Linked DNA regions of Homo sapiens: region 1 is linked to region 2. Evidence: chromatin loops called from intact Hi-C (ENCODE). Cell type or tissue: CD14-positive monocyte. All regions are shown on one strand. Links, peaks and the distances in the headings refer to the core of each region. The heading gives the core; the rest is flanking DNA. Region 1 overlaps PPARG (peroxisome proliferator activated receptor gamma). Region 2 has its middle 24 kb from the start of TSEN2.

Evidence for each region. A loop is a pair of places that touch in the nucleus more often than their neighbours do. Peaks named below come from ENCODE experiments on the same cell type or tissue, not always from the same donor. Only the 100,000 strongest peaks of a DNase experiment are listed, where the experiment ranks them.
Region 1: it touches region 2 in a loop (2.6-fold over the local background); 7 of 110 quality-filtered maps call a loop at or near these places.

What each region holds. Positions count from the first base shown.
Region 1 is chr3:12,388,718-12,398,702 of GRCh38, reverse strand. PPARG (peroxisome proliferator activated receptor gamma) reads right to left here. Exons shown (of 8, transcript NM_138711.6): 5 at 5,951-6,089. Among named protein-coding and RNA genes, the nearest start is that of TSEN2, 91 kb to the left of the region's middle. RefSeq lists enhancers at 3,006-3,135, 3,186-3,235. In CD14-positive monocyte, for the core only: no CTCF peak of the experiment used is centred there; DNase peaks (open chromatin) are centred at 2,862, 3,192, 3,642 and 4,582; H3K27ac peaks cover 2,716 bases.
Region 2 is chr3:12,455,021-12,465,005 of GRCh38, reverse strand. No RefSeq gene overlaps it. Among named protein-coding and RNA genes, the nearest start is that of TSEN2, 24 kb to the left of the region's middle. In CD14-positive monocyte, for the core only: a CTCF peak has its summit at 5,883; DNase peaks (open chromatin) are centred at 1,855, 2,135 and 5,825; H3K4me3 peaks cover 648 bases; H3K27ac peaks cover 4,660 bases.

The sequences.
Region 1 (9,985 bases), core at 737-8,736, 66 kb after region 2:
CAAAATTTCTTGTCCTGGTTCCTGCTGTTCTGGGTCCTCTAACATTCTGCCAGCTGCTCTCCAGATCTCTCTGATGGTGCCTCTCCCTTAGCTTGTATTCTGTGGTCCCTAGTGTGACCTCTCTAACCTACAATGGGTGCTGATGATTCCTGCTCTCTCTTCACTGAAATTTGGAGCCTTATTTTTCACATCCTCCTATATTCCTCTATACGTAGTTGCTGGATACTCTATAGGCATCTCTAACACAATATAAAACTGAATTTAAAATTTTCTCCTCCAAACTGGCTCTTATTCCTGTGTTCCTCTCTTGGTTAATTCATTCTATCACCCAAATTAGATATCCTAAATAATCTTTGACAACTTCTCTCCCTTCAGGCGCTTTTATTCATTGGTCACTGCTCTGATATTTCTCTCAATTTCCTTTCTTCTCACCCTTCTCAATGTCTTATTTCCTAATATTGCATTGGTCTTCAGATGGATTTCCCAATTCCAGTCTTTTCTCTATCATTTTTACTGCTATCGGTATTTTTTTTTTTTTGGTAATATGTATCTGATCACTCTCTTGCTTTTTAAGGCAGAATGTGATATCACAGGAAGGTATGAAACACATAGAAAAGGAAGAGCAGGGAATCAGAAAAGTCTCATGGGAAGGAAGGCATTTGAATGCAGCCTTGAATGTCAGGAAGAATTTCCACAAGGAACAGACAGACGCATCAACAGAGGCCCAGAGGTATCCAAGCATAAGCCATTTTCCAGGAACAGCAAAATGCAGGGTTTGCCTGAGGTGTGAGTGGAAAGTGGGCAGGGGTGGGGAGAGGAGGTGGGCTCCAACATGGGCGGTTCTGGAGTCCACGCAGGGTAGAGGGACAGGGCAGCTGGAGCAAACATGTACTGCCACATGCATTAGGAGTTTGTTACCTTTTCTGAAAGTTAAGATTTGGGTAATTTTTCTTTACACAACCAAGAAGACTAAAGAAAAAAAAGGAATAGGTTAGCCAGACGCGGTGGCTCACGCCTGTAATCCCAGCACTTTGAGAGGCTGAGGTGGGCAGATCATGAGGTCAGGAGATCGCGACCATCCTGGCTAACACGGTGAAACCCCGTCTCTACTAAAAATACAAAAAATTAGCCGGGCATGGTGGCAGGCGCCTGTAGTCCCAGCTACTCAGGAGGGTGAGGCAGGAGAATGGTGTGAATCCGGGAGGTGGAGCTTGCAGTGAGCCTAGATCGCGCCACTGCACTCCAGCCTGGGCAACAGAGCGAGACTTTGTCTCAATAATAATAATAATAATAATAATAATAATAATAATAATAATAATAATAAAAAGGAATAGGTTAAAGTTGAAATCTAGTATTTGCCATTCAGAATTTTTCCTTTTCTCAATATACACTAGAGCTGCTGTTTGCAAGGCACTGAGAGAACTACCTTAAAAATGTTGAGTGTCACAAAAATTTGTGAAATCTTTTTTTCTGGATTTTTATGAAGCCACTGAGAAACTATTTTGAAAGTTGTCAGTTTTTTTTAAAAAATTACAAACTCTCTCTCATTTATATAATAAGACATCCTAGTCAGCAAAGCTAAGATTTCAATAGTTTTTAAATTTATGAAAAACATATTTTTAACCAAATCTCAATGTTATAGAGAAAACCTAACTGAATGATTCATAAATAACATGTCAATTCTTCTCTAGATTATTTTCTTAAATAGGTCAGGTGCAGTGGCACATGCCTATAGTTTCAGCAACTCCAGATGCTGAGGTGAGCCCAGCCTAAGCAACACAGGGAGACTCCATCTCTAAAAATAGTAATAATAAATACAGAAAATTTTAAAAATAAAAAGGGCACTTAGCCTAAACTTACTATTTTATTATTTAGTTCATACATTAAAAAGAGCTCTGAATATGAATTATTCACTAGTCACAATTCTTTTTTTTTTTTTTTTTTTGAGACTGGGTCTTGCTCTGTTACCCAGACTGGAGTGCAGTGGTGCAATCATGGCTCACTGCAACTTCCACCCCCTGGGCTAAAGCGATCTTCCCACTCCAGACTCCCGAGTAGCTGAAACCACAGGCACAAGCCATCACGCCCGACTAATTTTTTGTAGTTTTAGTAGATATGGAGTCTTGTCATGTTTCCCAGGCTGGTCTCGAACTCCTCAGCTCAAGTGGTCCTCTGACCTCGGCCTCCCAAAGTGCTGGGATTATAGGCATGAGCCACCATGCCTGGCCCACAAGCCAAAATTCTTAATGACTAAATAATTTTATTAAAAATAAAGAGGACAAGGCCAGTGTGGTAGCTCACGCCTGTAATCCTAGCACTTTGGGAGGCTGAGGTGGGTGGATCACCTGAGGTCAGGAGTTCGAGACCATCTTGGCCAACATGGTGAAGCCCCATCTTTACTAAAAATACAAAAATCAGCTGGGTATGGTTTCGGGCACCTGTAATCCCAGCTACTCAGGAGGCTAAGGCAGGAGAATTGCTTGAACCTGGGAGGCGGAGGTTGCAGTGAGCCAAGATTGTACCATTGTACTCCAGACTGGGCGACAGAGCGAGACTCCATCTCAAAAAAAAATAATAATAAAAAATAAAGAAGACATATTTTTAAAATGCAATTACTATAAAGGACTTGGCAGCAGGATTTTAAAACAAAAATGACTACTTTGAAAATCTATAAAAATGCATGCAAGAGCCCATTTGACTAAAGAAGCAACATTATCCATGAGTCTTTTTATCAAGATTCTGCAGACACCAGCTTCACTAACAAAGAGTAGTTGATGCAATGATCACTTGGTAAGTTACATACACCGCTGAGTGGCCTAGGAAGTGGGTCTGTATTTCTGCTTCATTTTCATTTTGAGCTTTCCTCTAAGGGCAGTGTCTAGACACAGTAGTGAATTGATTGTGCTTGAGATGACTCAGGAAGGCTTCTGAGCAATCGGTGGAATTAACCCATGGTCCAGAAATGATGGGTTGTTAAATGACCAAAATAATTAAGAACGTGTGTTTATTTTCATTACTTGCAGGAAAAAACATATTTCTGAAGCATATCAATCAGTCCATCACCTGGGTACTTTTTCTACCCAATGCTGAAAGTGAATATTTGAGAAACTATGTTTCTAACTGGAAGAATTCTGAAACTATGTTCTTCTACAACATGTAGACGATGTGTCACAATGAAAATGAAAGTTCCTTCTGAAGAGCTGTAACCCTACATAGCCTAGGATGCCATTTATACTTTCTCTAGCCCAGAGGCTCTGTATTTCTGCTCTCAGGCTACATTACTACATAACCATCAAACCAACTGCCCGAAATTGCTGAGCAATTGATCATAACATACAGACCTGATTCAGATATATAAATTACATTTTTATTTTTATCGTACCAAAACATACAGGTGAAAACTTTCAAATTCAGGCAACTGACATGCCAGGTGCCTACCTATCTGTGAAGACCAGAGCACTGTAAGACACGGAATAGCTGGTTGAAAAGTGAAAAATCCAGTGAGTTAGGTTGTTTGATTATACAGAATCATAGAATTTTCAAAGTGAAAGGACATGGTGATCACTGATTTCAGTGACTATCCAACAACATTAGCAAGAGCCCCTAGGGTTCCCTACCAGTTCCTTCAGAAGCCTCCTTCAAAGCTGTGAGTGCATGGCCAAAGGGGAAGCTACATTCATCAACCAGACTAATCAGAGACCAGGGAGCAGAAATAAGGTTAACACGGAATGGAGTACATTTGCTTTGGGGGACGTTCATGTTTTCTTGCGCATACTGAAAACAGCTGGGTGCTGATTTTGGTATAACACTCAGAGCCTCTTTTGATAAAAAGGCATTCTATATGAATGAAAACCCTGTTGGCTTCACATTGGTCAAAGCAATGGATTTTAAATAGTGACTCAACTTCCTAGAAAACTTTGTATTTAGAAATGTTTTCTTCATACAGCTAACAGGCAAAACTAATCAAAACCTTGTTGTTAGTCTGATGTTTATTTTCTGTGCAGCAAACAAACTCCCATAAAAACCTCTGAGGTTTTCTTAGTTATGTTTGCAATTTTTTAAGTGTTGAACTGCCTAAGTCTCTGATGTCATGACACTTAATTCATATATTTTCTTGCTTTTGCTAGAACTGAACAAACACTCCCTATCAAGATTGACCCTCTCTAGAAATAAAATAAATTGTCATATGAAGTCAAAATATGACCTATCAAGTTTATGATAGCTTTCTTTGACATTTATGGGAGGAGAAAATTATACCATCCATACTACATAGGTTGGGGTTTAAATAATATTTGCCTATAAACAATAAGCAATTGCAGATTGATTTTAAGTAAACGTATGCAATGCCTGTAAGCAACAGGAAATATATTTTACATCAATGTATGCACTGCCTGTAAGTAACAGGAATTATATTTTACATGAATGTGTGAAGTGATAATTTTTTAATAGGCAAAAATTAGTGTTAAAAGCGGAACTGGCATGCTTTCCTAGGCTGTCTCAGTGATAATGACCTCAAAGTCAATGATTTCTTCATGAAGATGAAATAAGTTTATTGCAACTTGATTGCATCACCTAAAATACAACCCTTGACTTGGAAGCTTGCCCTTATGTTTTATGAGGTCTGAAATAAAAAGGAAACTGATGGAACTGAACCAGCAAATTATTTTGCAATCCATGACTACAGTTGTATACAGCAGATGTAGTCAATTGTTGAGGAAAGTTGGACCAAATTTCCATCCTGTTCAGTACTGCTGATAGCTCTATTCAAAATACATTCTTGCCTTTAGAGGAACTGACCCATTAGTAATCATACAGATAGAATTTTGTGAACTATTTTTAAAGGGTAGGTTATTAATCAATGAGTGACTCTCAAATATCTTGATGGTTTCCACTGTGAAAACCAAGTATCTGCATGATAGAGCAAAAATTTAATTTTCTCAGATGCTTTAGAGTACATATAGATGAAGACTGCCTTCTTACTAGATCAGTTTTGAGAGAGATGAAAACAAAAGAAAGAAAAAATAGGATAGCTGATGAAATGAAACTTCAAATTTAATTTGATCATGTTGGCATTTTTTATTCCTTGAGTGCATTGAAAATAACTGATTAATACTAGACACATATAATACTATCAAGTTACACCTAAAATTTATTTTGTCAGCCAGGCAACCAATCAGAACCAAATAGTGACCAAGAATTATTTTTTCAAACACGTTTGTCTTCCAGGACCTTACTGAGTTAGTTCCACAGATCATGAAAACATGGGTCTTTTCTCAGGTCTTCTACATCATTTCCCTTAAGTTGACACCCAAAGTCATAAGCTTGACTTTAGACACAGGTTTCAAAAGTAGAAAGTTTTATTCTCTTATGTTTCTATGGCTTTGAAGTTTTGCAGAACTATAAAAATAATTTGTTTTACCCTTTCCACAACTCATGGACGTTCCTTGAAGTGAAGGAAACGAATACTCGTCTTTGCATAATAAACAGCAAAAAAAAAAAAAAAAAAAAAAAATTAAATGAATCTAAATTCTCATATGCCATTTAAAGTTTCAGACCCAGACATCTTCAGGATTTTCTTACATTTAAAGCAGAACGACACTACTGATACACAAAAGTAAATTTTAATTCTGTTTTTAATGCATGAGGCAATATAAAAATTAATCATGATGATCATTATATTTGTTCTAACACTAAAGTTTTTCCCATAATCCCCCAGATTTTTCAAGTCTCTTTTCTCCTCATGGCAGATGCCCAACCACAGAGAGAAAGGTTCTATAATAAAACTTTAAAAACACTGACCTAAAAGAGAAATGTTTTATCGCCATGCAATATTCTAAATTCTGGCATTTGGTGGAAAAACTGTACACATTTTTGGCAATGGCTTTAGTGTCCACTGGTCTGGCAGCTATAATGAGAATAATAAAGTATATGGTGATGACTGTTTACTTACCATTATGAGACATCCCCACTGCAAGGCATTTCTGAAACCGACAGTACTGACATTTATTTCTACTTTTTTTGTGGATCCGACAGTTAAGATCACATCTGTCATAGATAAGCTTCAATCTGATTGTTCTCCGGAAGAAACCCTGCAAAGGGATAAAAAAGAAGCAAATTTTAAGTCTTTATGACACATGGAAGCAGCAACCTACAGCGAAAGGTATACTGGCCTGGGAATCAGAAAAGGCAGGTTCTTGACACGATTCTGTCACTGGTGACTTTAGACAAGTCACTTAACCTCTCTGGAACTAAATGTTCTCTGCTATAAAATAAAGAACCAGAGGATCTCCAGGTCCCTTTTTTAGCTCTTAGACACTGACCACATCCAGCTGCGGCTTTCATTGGATCTTGGCTCTACATTTGGTTTTCGGCATGCTCTAAGAAGTGCTCTGGATTTAATGTAATGCAAATAAAACACCGTGTAATCAGTTAAGTCTCTCTGCAAATCATTCCAACAGCATGCCCCAGCCTTTGTAATTGTGCTAAGCAGCCTGGCAAAGTTATAATCATTTCATTCTAAAACATGATCAGGGCCAATAAAAATCCACATGTGGATAATTTTTTTGGAATTCTCTATGTTGCATAATTTCCTGCAGAATTTGTTTCACTTATTTATGTTGTTTAAAGTGTGCCCCATCATTGTTGTGGCTTACAGACAGAAAGAGACTATGGGAATAACATGAGAAGTAATCAGATAAATCCTCACAAAATCGACTGCTATCTCAAAATGGCAAATATGTCAATTTGAGGCCAACTGAATATTCTGCTATATTTACATCTTTGGAAAGAGCTGAAAAAAATCGAACTGGACGTGTTTTCTGACTCCATTTTTTGGGTTCATCATATTCCTATTCATTTCTATTGTGTTCATCTTCATAAAACTTAATTGCTAATTCTTTCAAATGTATCTGGCCCTGTTTGGTGCAAAAAGCACTGCATTAGTATTGCTTTGGTCATTGACATGCATTTTGACTTTCTCCAAACGTCCATTTAGAACTCTGGATGAGTATGTTCTGATTACTTGACAGCTTCATTTAAATAATTAATAGCCATCTCTAAGCCAGCCTGTCCAAATTGAAGTCCTGACCCTCCCCTACAAACTCACTTCACTTGCGGCTTTCTCCATCTCAGCAGACGCAACGCCATCCTTCCAGTTTCTCAAGCCAAAATCCTTGAAATCACTCTTGACTTCTTTCTTTCCTCAAGAAGAAAGCTTTCTCTAAATACACACTTGCCTATTTCCTTCATCGCCTTCAAGTTTTGCATCTCACCTTCTCAATGGGGCTAAGCCAACCTATTTAATACTGTGGCCTGTCCCTGCCCCACCTCTCTTCTGGAACTCTTGATCTTCTTTACTCTGCTCCAGTTTTTCTCCTTTCCAATAGCACTTATGACTTTCTAACACACCACAGAATTTACTTATTATTGTTTTAGTGTTTATTTTCTGCCCCTCCCTCACTGCTCAATTAAAATTATAAGTTCCTCAGCGGCAGGAATAGTCTCTTATACCCCTGGATGGAATCCAAATGCCTATGATAGTGCTAAATTAAAATTTGTGGAATTAATACAGATGTCACGTAACTTCCTTTCTGGGCCTCACCTTTTTCAACTATAAAATGAGAAAGCACTTCCATCTCTGGTAGTTTGTGATTCCCAATTGTGACTGAGATGTTACAAAGGCGATAGGTTTGACAAAGTAATCATTATTCTCAATTTTGGGTTTGTCATTTCCTTGATCTTTAAGAAAATATAGGCTGGGTGTGGTGGCTCACACCTGTAATCCCAACACTTTGACAGACTGAGGCGGATTGATCGCTTGAGTCCAGGAGTTCGAGACTAGCCTGGGCAACAAGGTGAAACCTTGTCTCTATAAAAAAATACAAAAAATTTAGGCAGGTGTGGTGGCATGCGCCTGTAGTCACAGCTACTACTCTGGCGGCTGAGATGGAAGGATCACATGAGCCCAGGAGGTCTAACTGCAGTAAGCCAAGTTATGATTGCACCACTGCACTCCAGTCTGGGTGACAGAGTGAGACATTGTCTCAAAAAAAAAAAAAAAAAAAAAGGAAGAAAATACAGCTTTATCACATACTATGTAAAACAAAATAATATACTATTTAATTTTGCTTGTTTGGAGGCTTTATTAAATGGTATTATACTATATGTAGTTTTCTGGGACACTATTAAAATTTGGTATGAGGTTTCTAACATTTAAGTTCTTGTTAGTGAAAGACTATGATTTACTCATTTTCATAATTATATAGTATTCCATTGTATGACTATACTATAATTTATTAACCTATTTGTATGCAGATGGACGTTTGAAATATCAATTTTTTGCTATTATGAGAAGAGTTTCTCTAAATATTCCTGTAAATATGTTTAAGTGGCATTTCTGGGTTGTACAATGTGTGAGTATTAAAATTTTACAAGATAATGCCAAATTGTTTTCCAAAGTGGCTACCAATGTACACTCCCCACAAGCGCTTTATGAAAATTGTAGTCTCTTCCACATTTGGTGCTGTCAGACTTCTTAATTTTGACAATCTGAAATGTATAAAATTGAATTTAAATCTTGATTTGTATGTCCCTGGCTTTTCACTTCCCAGTTTCTAACTGTCTTTTCCTTAAAACTGAATTTTAGACTTTTTTAAAAAATATGCTAGATATTAATCTGTTGTCTGTTACAGATGTTCAAATATCTTCTCTGGCTTACTATCCTTGAAATGTACTTTTTCAGTATTTTTGTTTATTCAACCAATAGATATTTCATTTCACTCTTTTTGTTTTGTTTGTTTTTTGTTTTGAGACAGAGTCTCGCTCTCTTGCTCAGGCTGGAGTGCAGTGGTGCTATCTCGGCTCACTGCAACCTTCACCTCTCAGGTTCAAGCGATTCTTGGGCCTCAGCCTTCTGGGTAGCTGGGATTATAGGCATGCACCACCATACCTGGCTCTTTTTTTTTGTTGTATTTTTGGTAGAGATGGGTTTTCACCAAGTTGGCCAGGCTGGTCTTGAACTCCCAGCCTCAAGTGATCCACCCACCTTGGCCTCCCAAAGGCCTGAGATTACACACATGTGCCACTACGCCTGGCTCACTCTCATTCTTGAGAGATTACCAAGTACTCAGTCATTTTCTCTTAACACTTTGAATTCCATTATCCTTCTGCTTCCATTTTGCTGTTGAGAAGTCTCTTGTCAATTTACTTCTAAGGTGATCTACCTTTTCTCTTTGGTTGCTTTTATACTCTCTATTTGTCTTTAGTATTCGGCAGTTTAACCGCAGTGTGTTTGGGCATGAATTTCTTTTCATTTACCTTCTTGGATATGTTGTTTATGCATTACGGCTTCACATGTTCATCAGTACTGGACTCCAGTTAGATAAGTACTAGACTTTCTTATTCTAGCCTTCACATTTCTGAATGCCTCTTTTTTATTTTCCATCTTCTTCTCACTACTTACTCACTAATATTGATTGCCAAAGTAAAAATCAGAACAGAAGCAAAATAACATGAAAATATATAATTACACTGGCAAAAGTAAAAACAAACATTTCTCACTAAAGTTCATTAGTGAGAACAGTTCTGCACTTTACTCTTCCATTGATCAGTGAAGAAGACATACCTCTTTAATATTCAAAGATCCTATGAATCCTTCAAGAACTAAAAGCCTTCAAATTCCAGCAGATCCTGGATAGGGCATATTCTTTAAGACACTGTTGCTTTCATTCTGGTAATTTCTTTGCATATCTCTTTCAGTTTCAGGTTTTTCTTCTGCTGTGTCCAGTAAGCTATCTAACCCTTCCACTGAATTTTTATTTCAATAATTATACTTTTAACTTTTAGAAGCTTCACCTTTTTTTCACTTGGTTTTCAAATCATCCTGGTTATTCCTAATAGTTTATTGTTGCAAGCCTATGCCCTCTTCCTTTAAATAATTCATAATAGCTTTTTTATATTCTGTATCAGGCAATCCCAATTTCTGCTT
Region 2 (9,985 bases), core at 1,112-9,111:
GGCAGCGGCCAAGGGAGCTCTACAGATGTAGGAGAGACACCAAGACATGGGCTCCCTGCCTGCAGCAATTTCCCCAGCTCTGCATGCCTTGCCTGGGTTTTGAAGGAGATTGTGGCTGCCAAAGAATGTTTGGTACTAAAGAAGATTTTAAAGAAAAAATGGAAGAGATTTTGTCATTGCCCATCCTGCAGGTAAAGACAAGTCAGAAGAGGTCAGCCAGTGCTTGGTGCACAGACACACCCTCCTGCCCTTTCTCCAGGCCAGGAAGCTGAGATGCCCCGGGCTGAGCAGTGGGGACTTCTGAGAAAGCAGGCACAATTCCTAGCCTATCAAGCTTGTGGTCCAGAGCAGGAGGCAGATATAGAAAGAAGTAAACAGGCCGGGCCCCGTGGCTCACGCCTGTAATCCCAACACTTTGGGATGCCAAGGCAGGTGGATCACTTGAACCCAGGAATTTGAGACCAGCCTGGGTAACATGATAAAACTCCATCTCTACTACAAATACAAAAAGTTAGCTGTTATGACAGAGAGGTAGACAGGGCACTATGAAGCCCATAGGAGAAAGCAACCCTTTGGAGGATGGTTTAGGGTTTTCTTTACAGAAAAAGGGACATTTGAGTTGGGCCTTGAAGGATGAATAGAAGTACACTGGAAGACAACAGAAGGAACAATCTACAAGTCAGAAGAGCATGTGTGAGGCACCAAAATGTAAAACCATGGCAGGTACAGGAAGATGTGGGTCCTTGAATGATCTGGAGCATGGTGTGGAAGACAGAAATAGTGGGAGGAAACTTGGTGAACTCAGTAGAGGCCAAACCCCAAGGAACCTTAAGGGCCAAGCTAAGGAGTTTGGGCCCAACCCATTGAAGCATTTGGAGCAGGGGAGTGACCTGATCAGAGTATGTTCTTGAGAAAATATCTTGGCCACCACAAGCAGAATGGATAGAGACAGAAAAGCTGGGTACAATTATGTGAGGCCCTTAGTCAGTGCCAGGCATGGCCCATGGACCTGTGATGTGCCAGCACTGTGCCAGGGACCTGGGATTGGAAGTTGGCTGGCAGCACTTCCAAAGGAAGCTAGAATCCACCTGTTGCACCACTGATGACCTCTTCCCAGTGCCACTCAGCTCAATCCCCAGCAAGCAGAAAGTAGACATTGACCTTACTCCCCTTTCAGGGCAGATTCCAGGATACCACATATCACTCTGATTCCAGGATGGGAAAATGGCCAGTGCTCAGCTGAGATTGCAGTGGCCACAGTAATCCAGGCACCACCTCCTTGATTCACAAATCTCTCACAACTCAGTGTCCTAAGTCCGGTTGACAACCCAGTTCCCCTTATAGCCACAAAATGCTTCGGGAGGTGGGCAGCCTAGAGCTGGTTAGACCCCTTGCTTTTTCAGAGGAGGAAATTGAGGTACAGAGAGGTGCCCAGGCTTGCCCAAGCTCTCAGGATTAAGAAATGGTGGATCTGGCAGGGCACGGTGGCTCATGCCTGTTATCCCAGCACTTTGGGAGGCCGAGGCAGGCGGATCACGGGGTCAGGAGTTTGAGACCATCCTGGCTAACACGGTGAAACCCTGTCTCTATTAAAAAATACAAAAAATTAGCCGGGCGTGGTGGTGGGCGCCTGTAGTCCCAGCAACTCGGGAGGCTGAGGCAGGAGAATGACGTGAACCCGGGAGGCGGAGCTTGCAGTGAGCGGAGATCGCGCTACTGCACTCCAGCCTGGGAGGCAGAGCGAGACTCCATCTCAAAAAAAAAAAAAAAAAAAAAGGAAACGGTGGATCTGTGGGTTCTCAAATCATCATTCCAGGTTGCTTCTCACGAAGGGTCAGAAAAATGAACACTGTGACACATGCTATACATACATTTTCTTACGTCAGTTCTTATGACTACTCCCATTTTGGAAGTGAGGAAACTGAGGCTCTAAGTAAGATTACATGCCGTAAAAGGCCTGACTATCTGATGCCTGCAGATGCACCAGTTTGCCTCCCAAATCTGAAAACAGACTTGGATCAAAATTTCTTTGTCCACTGGCAGCAGTCGAGCCTGCTTTGCTAAGTAAGAGCTGATGAAGACACAGGCCTCTGGAGATGGCAATATTTTCCTCACTGACATGGCAAATGACTTGCAAAACACTATGGCATTAAGAGAGGTTTTTGCAACAGAACTATTGTGACAAGGCAAAGAGACCACAATGCTCTGGGACTTCTCTTTTAAAAAAAATCATTTTTTTCTCTTTTTGACAAATAATTCAGATCCTAGGCCAGCATCAGAGCAGCCAAGGGAAGTTGCCCCTCCCCCTGGCGGCACCCACTTCCTCCCAGGCCCAGGAGAGAGGGGCCGTGCTGGTACTGCTATCTCCCTGGCGGCTGCTCTCTGAGCCGGCCCCAGGTACCGGGGGTTTGTTTTATGGATGGGTCTGTCGTGAGTCAATATGATAATGTTTCCTGTGAGAACTTTATTTCCCTGCATTGTTTGCAAAGTCTGTGTGTGTCTGAGCACGTACTCCTAATCTGTGGAGTTTGCTGTGCCCTGGTGTGCAGGACACCCCTGGGGGTGGGGAGCAGGGACCTCAGGAGGCCAGACACAGGTTGTCCCCAGCCCCGGTGGTGGCAGGGAGAGGAGGGGTGACTCCCTGCTCAGGCCTTGCCTCCAGCCTGTGCTGGGCTGCTGGCTCTCCTCCTGTTGAAGCCACTTAAATCAGTCCTCTCCAGCTGGGAAGGACTCATCGTGGGCCCCATGCCACACCAGCTGTGTGCACCCATGGCCCCTGGGGCCATCTTGGAAGCTTCTATTCAGGAAGGTCAGGAGAGGCCCCTTTCAGCCCCTTGACTTGCAGATGGAGAAATCCAGAGGTTACATGACTTGTCTAAGCTGAAACACCCAGGCCGGAGGTAACAGGAAGACAAGGTGTTTGGAGCCAGCTGGTCCTGGGCTCAAATTCTGACTTTGCCATTTATTACTGGGCAAGTCTCTTGGGCAGTCTCAGTTGCTTCAACGGCCAAATGGGCTCAAAATACTCACCTCATAGACCAGCTGTGATGATCTGATCAGAATACAGACACACAGCACATGCCACAGAAGGTGCTTGGGGAGTATTCATTCTTTCTCCATTCACCCAGGTTGGAATGCAATGGTGCGATCTCAGCTCACTGTAACCCCTGCCTCCTGGGTTCAAGCGATTCTCCCACCTCAGCCTCCCGAGTAGCTGGGACTACAGACGCGGGCCACCATGCCCAGCTAATTTTTATATTTTTAGTAGAGATGGGTTTTCACCCTGTTAGCCAGGCTGGTCTCGAACTCCTGACCTCAGATGATCCGCCCACCTCGCCCTCCTAGAGTGCTAGGATTACAGGCGTGAGCCACCTCGCCTGGCCTTCTCATTTTCTCTTAAATAAGGACTGAGGCTGGTATATACAGGCAAATGCTACACGACAAATGCCATTAAATGCCATTAGGTCTGTAGAGCCATCCACATACCTCACCCAGAACAGTCCTTTTTGGGGACCATTTAATCAAAGCTACTAGGCTCCTGAAGTTTCCCAAACAAAAAGGAAATCACCCTGGCATTAAGAGATGGCTATCAGTATTAGTCAGTAGCTTGGCTGAGAGTTTTAAAAGAAGCAAGAAAAAAAGAAGAAACTTTGTCACTCCCGTTCTCTGTGGCTTCCAAGCCCACTGCTCACTTTCTTCTCTGCCCCCTGCCCCCGCCTGTGTGTCATACTCAGGGCTGGCCCCGCACTCCTGGCTCTGACCTTACCTGGCTTTGTGGCATCTCTTTTTGTTATTTCTTTTGACTCTCATTTACATCTTTCACTGGTATGGAACTTTCCAGCGGGTAGAGGACATTGATTGTTTTGATTTGCCCAGCATTTATCTTCCCTTCTTCTAAAATCAGAGCCCAGTTTTGGTTTTGAGACCCCCCGCAACACTCCCTTCATGAGATGCAGTCTTTCTAAGACTGTTAATAGGAGCGCCCAATGATTTTTGGCCAAGGGAGGGCATCTGACCCAAGCCAAGCCAATCAGAAGCCCTTCTCCTGGAACCTGAATCTTGAAGGGAATAACACAAGTACCCAACACAGTTAGAGCCACATCATCCCATGGAGGTTTCCTAAAGAAATGAGCTGGGTCTGCAGCTCCCATCCTGGGAGCTGCTTTTGACTCTCCCTTACCACAGTATGACTGGCGAGCCCCTTCCCTCGTACCTTCTGAATAAATTGTTTGCCTTGCAGTTACAGTTGGTGTCTGTTGCTTGCAACCAGAGCATCCTAAGTCATACACAGTGTACATACATAAATGCATAGATAGCTTCCTTTTCAACTTGTATCAAGGGCAGGGACTGAGCCATTTATTCATTTTCTCATTCATTGATCAACAAACCGTTCCAAATAACCTACTCTGTGCCGGTTATGTGCTGGAAGTTGGGAGTGCCGAAATGAACCATAGTCCCTGCTCCAAGAAGCCCAAGTCTACCCTTATAAAAAACGTGGCACTTCTTCCTTCAGCCCTTCATTCACTCATTCACCAAATGCTCAGTGTGCACCCATTATGAACCAGAGGCTCTGCCGGAACTGGGCTGACAGTGTAGAGGACAGAATCCCTGCCCACATGAGATCCTTAGCAATTTGCACCAAGTTGGTGCTAAAAATAAACTCAGAATCCCAGAGGGTCAGAGTCTGAAGGCCGCCCAGAACCCACATGGCCTGCTGGTTTTCAAACAATCCTGCTGGTGGGTCCTGAGGGTTGAATATTGATGTTTCATAAAACATTGTTTTTTTTTTACAGCTTTATTGAGGTATAATTTACATACCATAAAATTCACCCATTGTAAGTGTACAACTCAAGGATTTTTTTAGAAAATATATGGAGTTGTGCAACCATCACCACAATTCAGTTTCAGAACATTTCCAGCACCCTACAAAGTTCTCTCATGCCCGTCTGCAGTCACTCTTTGCTTGAAGCATTCTAGTTTTTAGTTATGTATTTGATACAGGGTCTCACTCTGTCTCCTAGGCTAGAGTGCAGTGGCACAATCACGTCTCATTGCAGCCTTGACTTCCCAGGCTGAAGTAATCCTCCCACTTCAGCCTCCTGAATAGCTGGGACTACAGGCATGCACCACCACACCGGCTAATTTTTTTTCTATTTTGTGGAGACGAGGGTCTCACTATGTTGCCTAAGCTGGTCTTGAACTCCTGGCCTCAAGTGATCCACCCACCTCAGCCTCCCAAACTGCTGGGATTACAGGCATGAGCCACTGCACCTGGCCTACATTCTAGTTTTTAAAAAAGAACAGAATTTGAGAACCAGTGACCGATTCTAAACCACTTCTTCTACAGATGGGGAAACTGAGGGCCAGAGAGGAGAAGGGGCCTGCTGAGGACAGCGGTGGGTCCATAGCGTTGCTGAGATTCACCCCAGAGCAACCTGATTTCAAAGCCCAGTTTCCTCCCACTCATGGGAAGCAGTTCTGAGGTGGAGTTAAGAGTCCTCAAATCACACAGTGGGGGTTCCAATCATGGCTTTACCATTTATAAGCTGTGTGGCTGTGGGCAAAATGTTTAACCTGTCTGGGCCTCAGTTTCTTCATCGGCAAGTGTGGGAAGCTTAGTCTCTGCCCCGGGGGTTGCTGTGTGGATTGTGTGAGATCACAGGTGTAAGATGCATACGTAGCACAGTGCGTGGCACGCAGTAAGCATTCAGGGCAAGTTGGCTAATAATGATCATTTCACCACATCACCCTCTCCCTATTTGTCCTCAGAAATCTGGAAGTGGAAAAGACAGTGATTAAACAAAGCCCTGAGTAGACATGGGTGTACAGAGGCAGCTTTCTAAGAACCTGGTGAAATACCCCACCCTGGGCATCATCACCCCGTGTGGCGAATGGAGCAACTGCTGGGGACTTGCTCAAGTAGCCTCCGACCCCGCAGGGCTGTTCCTTCCTCCCAGTTTCAGGATTTCCCAACAGGTCCCCAACAGACGCATTTCATCAGCCTCAGGGGAGCCTGGCTCCCTTCCCGCCCCGGCCCAGAGGCGCCTGATGGGATGGAAGCTGGTTTTATGCTTCTGGATCCCCAAGAATGATAGGGCCCCACCCTTCTGCCCTCCCCAGCAGCGTCTCTCTGCCATCAGTGAAGCAGTTGAGCTTGATGGAGATGGGCAGCGCACCCAGGAAGAAGGCAGAGGACTTAGCCCAATGTTACCTGCTGTGTATGTGTTATCTTCGTCAGACCTGCCCATCATGCCTGCTTGACATTAGAGGAAATTAAAGGTCAGAGAAAGGGGGTGATATGCCCAAGTAAGGAGTTCCAAAAACGTAACAGTCTGAGGTAGACCAAGAGATCAGAAACAAGAGACCAGAGGTGGGATCAGGTCTAGGTAATGTGGCTCCCAGGAAGCAGAGTGACTTTTTTTTTAAGCACACATACATTAGACATAATTTAGACACGTTATAAAGAGCTCTGCGTTTGCAATGAAGTAAATATGACTCTGAAGGACTGTCTAGTTTGCTAGGCTGTGCTAATGATTAGAGAGCCTGCTCGATGAGTAGCTACTTACCAAGCTCCTCCTGACTACAGGGGATCGAGATTACAAGAGGTAAAATAACACCCCTAATTCCAAGAGCTTCCCAGGCTATGGTGTGGTTGGACAAAGTCCTACAATAATCTAAGTTTGACTGTGATGAGGATCAGAATCACAGGACTATGGGAGAACTAAGGAGGGAGTCAGGGAGCATCTGGCATTGAAGGGTGAATTCACTGTTGACAGCTCAACAAGGCTTTGTGGCCCTGTGTAGCTGGAACTCATGGGTAGGAAGGGCAGAGGCTGGAAAGGCTGGCTGATGTCAGATTGTGAGGGTCTTGAATGATGGGCCATTTTAACTTTATCATGTAGGTCATAGGGAGCCACTGAAGGTGTTTGAGCAAGGGAATGACACAACCAGAGGGCTCTTTAGGAAGACTGATCTGATGGCTGTTACACTTGGAGTCAACAGGAAAAATAAGAGTGTTCTTTAGGCCCCTTCCTTTTTAAAATTTATTTATTTGTTTATTTATTTTTTGAGATGGAGTCTCGCTCTGTTGCCCAGGCTGGGGTGCAGTGGCGCAATCTCAGCTCACTGCAACCTCCGCTTCCATGTTCAAGCAATTCTCCTGCCTTAGCCTCCCAAGTAGCTGGGATTACGGGCATGCACCACCACGCCCAGTTAATTTTTGTATTTTTAGTAGAGATGGCGTTTCACCATGTTGGCCTCCCTTGATCTGCCTGCCTTGGCCTCCCAAAGTACTGGTATTACGGGTGTGAGCCACCACGCCCAGTCAATGTATTTATTTTTTTGAGACAAGATCTTACTCTGTTGCCCAGGCTGGAGTGCAGTGGTGCAATTATAGCTCACTGTAACCTTGAACTCCTGGGCTCATGCAATCCTTCTGCCTCAGCCTTTCAAATAGCTAGGACCACAAACCTGTTCCACCACACTCAGCTAATTTTAAAAATTTTTTTGTAGAGATGAGATCTCACTATGTTGCCCAGGCTGATCTCGAACTCCTGGACTCAAGCAACCCTCCTGCCTTGGCCTCCCAAAGTGCTGCAATGACAGGCATGAGCCACTGTGCCTGGCCTGGGCCCTTTCCTTAGGCTCCATGACTGAATGAAAGAGCAAACATGATGAATTGAACACCTACTATGTGTTAGGCACTTGCTGAATTTAGAAATAAATAAATGTCTTGTGTTAATGCGGTGATTACTCAGTCACCAGAGAGCAGATGATAATTTGGGGAATGGGCAGTACTGCTAAAACCCAACACCAAGGAGAGGGGCAATCTCCAGCAAAGAAAGACACAGAAGAACCACAGGATGGTCAGGAAAACTCGTTCAATAGCCTGGAGGCTGCTCTACAGCCACCCTCAGAGTTCACAGTGACGGCGCTGGCAGTGAAAAAGTCACTGATAGTCTGGGTGCTTTGCTTGCCAATGCAGGGAACCACTTATTTTATCATGAACGTGAATAAATATGCAATGAGCACAAACAAAAACAGTGACAGGTGCAGCCCCTCCCTCTGGGTCCTCCTGGGCTATTGGGGATAGCTTGAATGATGCTCCAGTGAAACCAGATGAAGTGGGTGAAGCTGAAGGTGGACGGTGGGCCACACAGAGTGGCCTTCTCAGTGCTCCTGCCTCACCTTTGATTAAAGGTGGGCCATGGGGCTGTGGCCTTTAATCCAAGACCAGATACTCTGAGACCCACCACCTCTGTATTGCCTGGGCTCAGGCCACCATGCACAGGTGTTGCTGCCACTAACCAGAAAAATGGCTGTCAGTCTTGGGCTTCCAGTCACTGCAGCCACAGAAGGGGAACCTCCGTGTTGTGCTGCTGGAGATAAGGTTTGGGGGGCTGATGTCCACTGTCCAACTCCATGACTCTCAGTCGAGATGCATTCCTGCCAAGCCTCCAGCTGCTTTGTCCTGGATACCACAAAGGCAGATGCAGGCCCTGAGCCCACCTTGCTCAAGGCACGTGCCCAAAGGCCACCTGATCCCAGCTCAGGCACCAGTGGCTCCAGTTACTCCCTTCCAGAAAACCTAAGGTCCTAAGAGTTCAAAAGAGGGCGAGGCCATAGAAGGCCAGAATGACCGTGGAAGTGAACCAAGAAAGACGAAGAGAAGAGCTTAAATGAAGTAGGACAGAAAATATTGAGAAGGGGAATAGAAAACAGTGACAAAAGCTGCAATTGCCTTTTTGTTTAGGGTAGGTGTATGCTCTTGGCAGGATAATTCGTTGGCCTATTAATTTCTGCCTTGTTCTTGTGAACATACGAGAGACCCAAGAAAGAGGCCAAGGCCCAAGAAAAATCAACTTTCCTCCAGAGAATGTCATACCCCTGAAATCCTGTGCTCCCAGAGGTGGTGGAGCTGACTATTCTGGAGGAAGAGGGGCTCAAGGGCTAGACAGAATAGAAATCAGGGGGCTGTGTCCATGGAGACTGGTGGAGGCCTGGGAGGCGGTCTGGAGCTGAGCCGCCGATGAACCTGCCGGCTTGGAGGCCCATGGCCTGGGGACCTCGGTCAGGGCCTCCTCCCTCTCTGGCTTGACCTTCAGGGACAGAACACCCAGGAAGCACTGCAGACGTAGCCATGAGAGAAGGAACACCGCAGACCCCCTCCAGCACCTTTGCAGATTGCCCCCACTCTGAAAACTGACTTAACTGATCTAGAAGAAAAATACATTTATCTTCAACTGTTCAGTGGAACAATTTTGTACCCTGTTATAAAGGCATAGAGACGTCGATTGAAAAACAAATCACCACCAAATATTAGTAGTGGCATTTGTGTCTGTGTTGTCCAAAGTCTGTACTTTGTATATAATGGACAGGAATAATTTTTGTCACAAAAATTTTTAAGAGGATGAAGCAGGTTTCCAAACAGCATTTCGGTTACAAATTATGTAAATGCCTGTATGCACTTGGACAAAAAGCTTGAGAGATGTTAACGGCACTTGTCTCTCGGTCGCCAGCTTGCAGTGGGTTCTTGACTTCTTATTTTCATTTTGAAATGAATATCTGAAATGAATTCACTTGAAACTAACAGAGAATTTCATTCTCTATTTGACTATAGTTTTTTTCTATAATAAGATGAATTACATGGAAAAGAAAAAAATAAATGGAACATTTTTGAAAGGGCGAGTAAGGAATGGCTCCCTCCCTACCCTCATAGCCCCTCCTGGACACAGAAGAAGGAAGGACATTGGGGTGGGTAGCTGGTCTAAGTAGAGTCTCGCAGGTGACAGTGAGCCTGGGTTGAGTTGAGGACCATCTGCACAGGTGCCTGCAGTGTGCAATAAGTTCGGCTGGGTAGGGAGGGTGGGACCAGATTTCAAAGCCTGTTCATCAAAATCTTTTTCCTCTCAGTGTGAGCATTTGCATCAAACTTTTGTGAAAGTGCCCGTATCTACCCTTGTGAGGCAGACAGCCCTGAACCCCA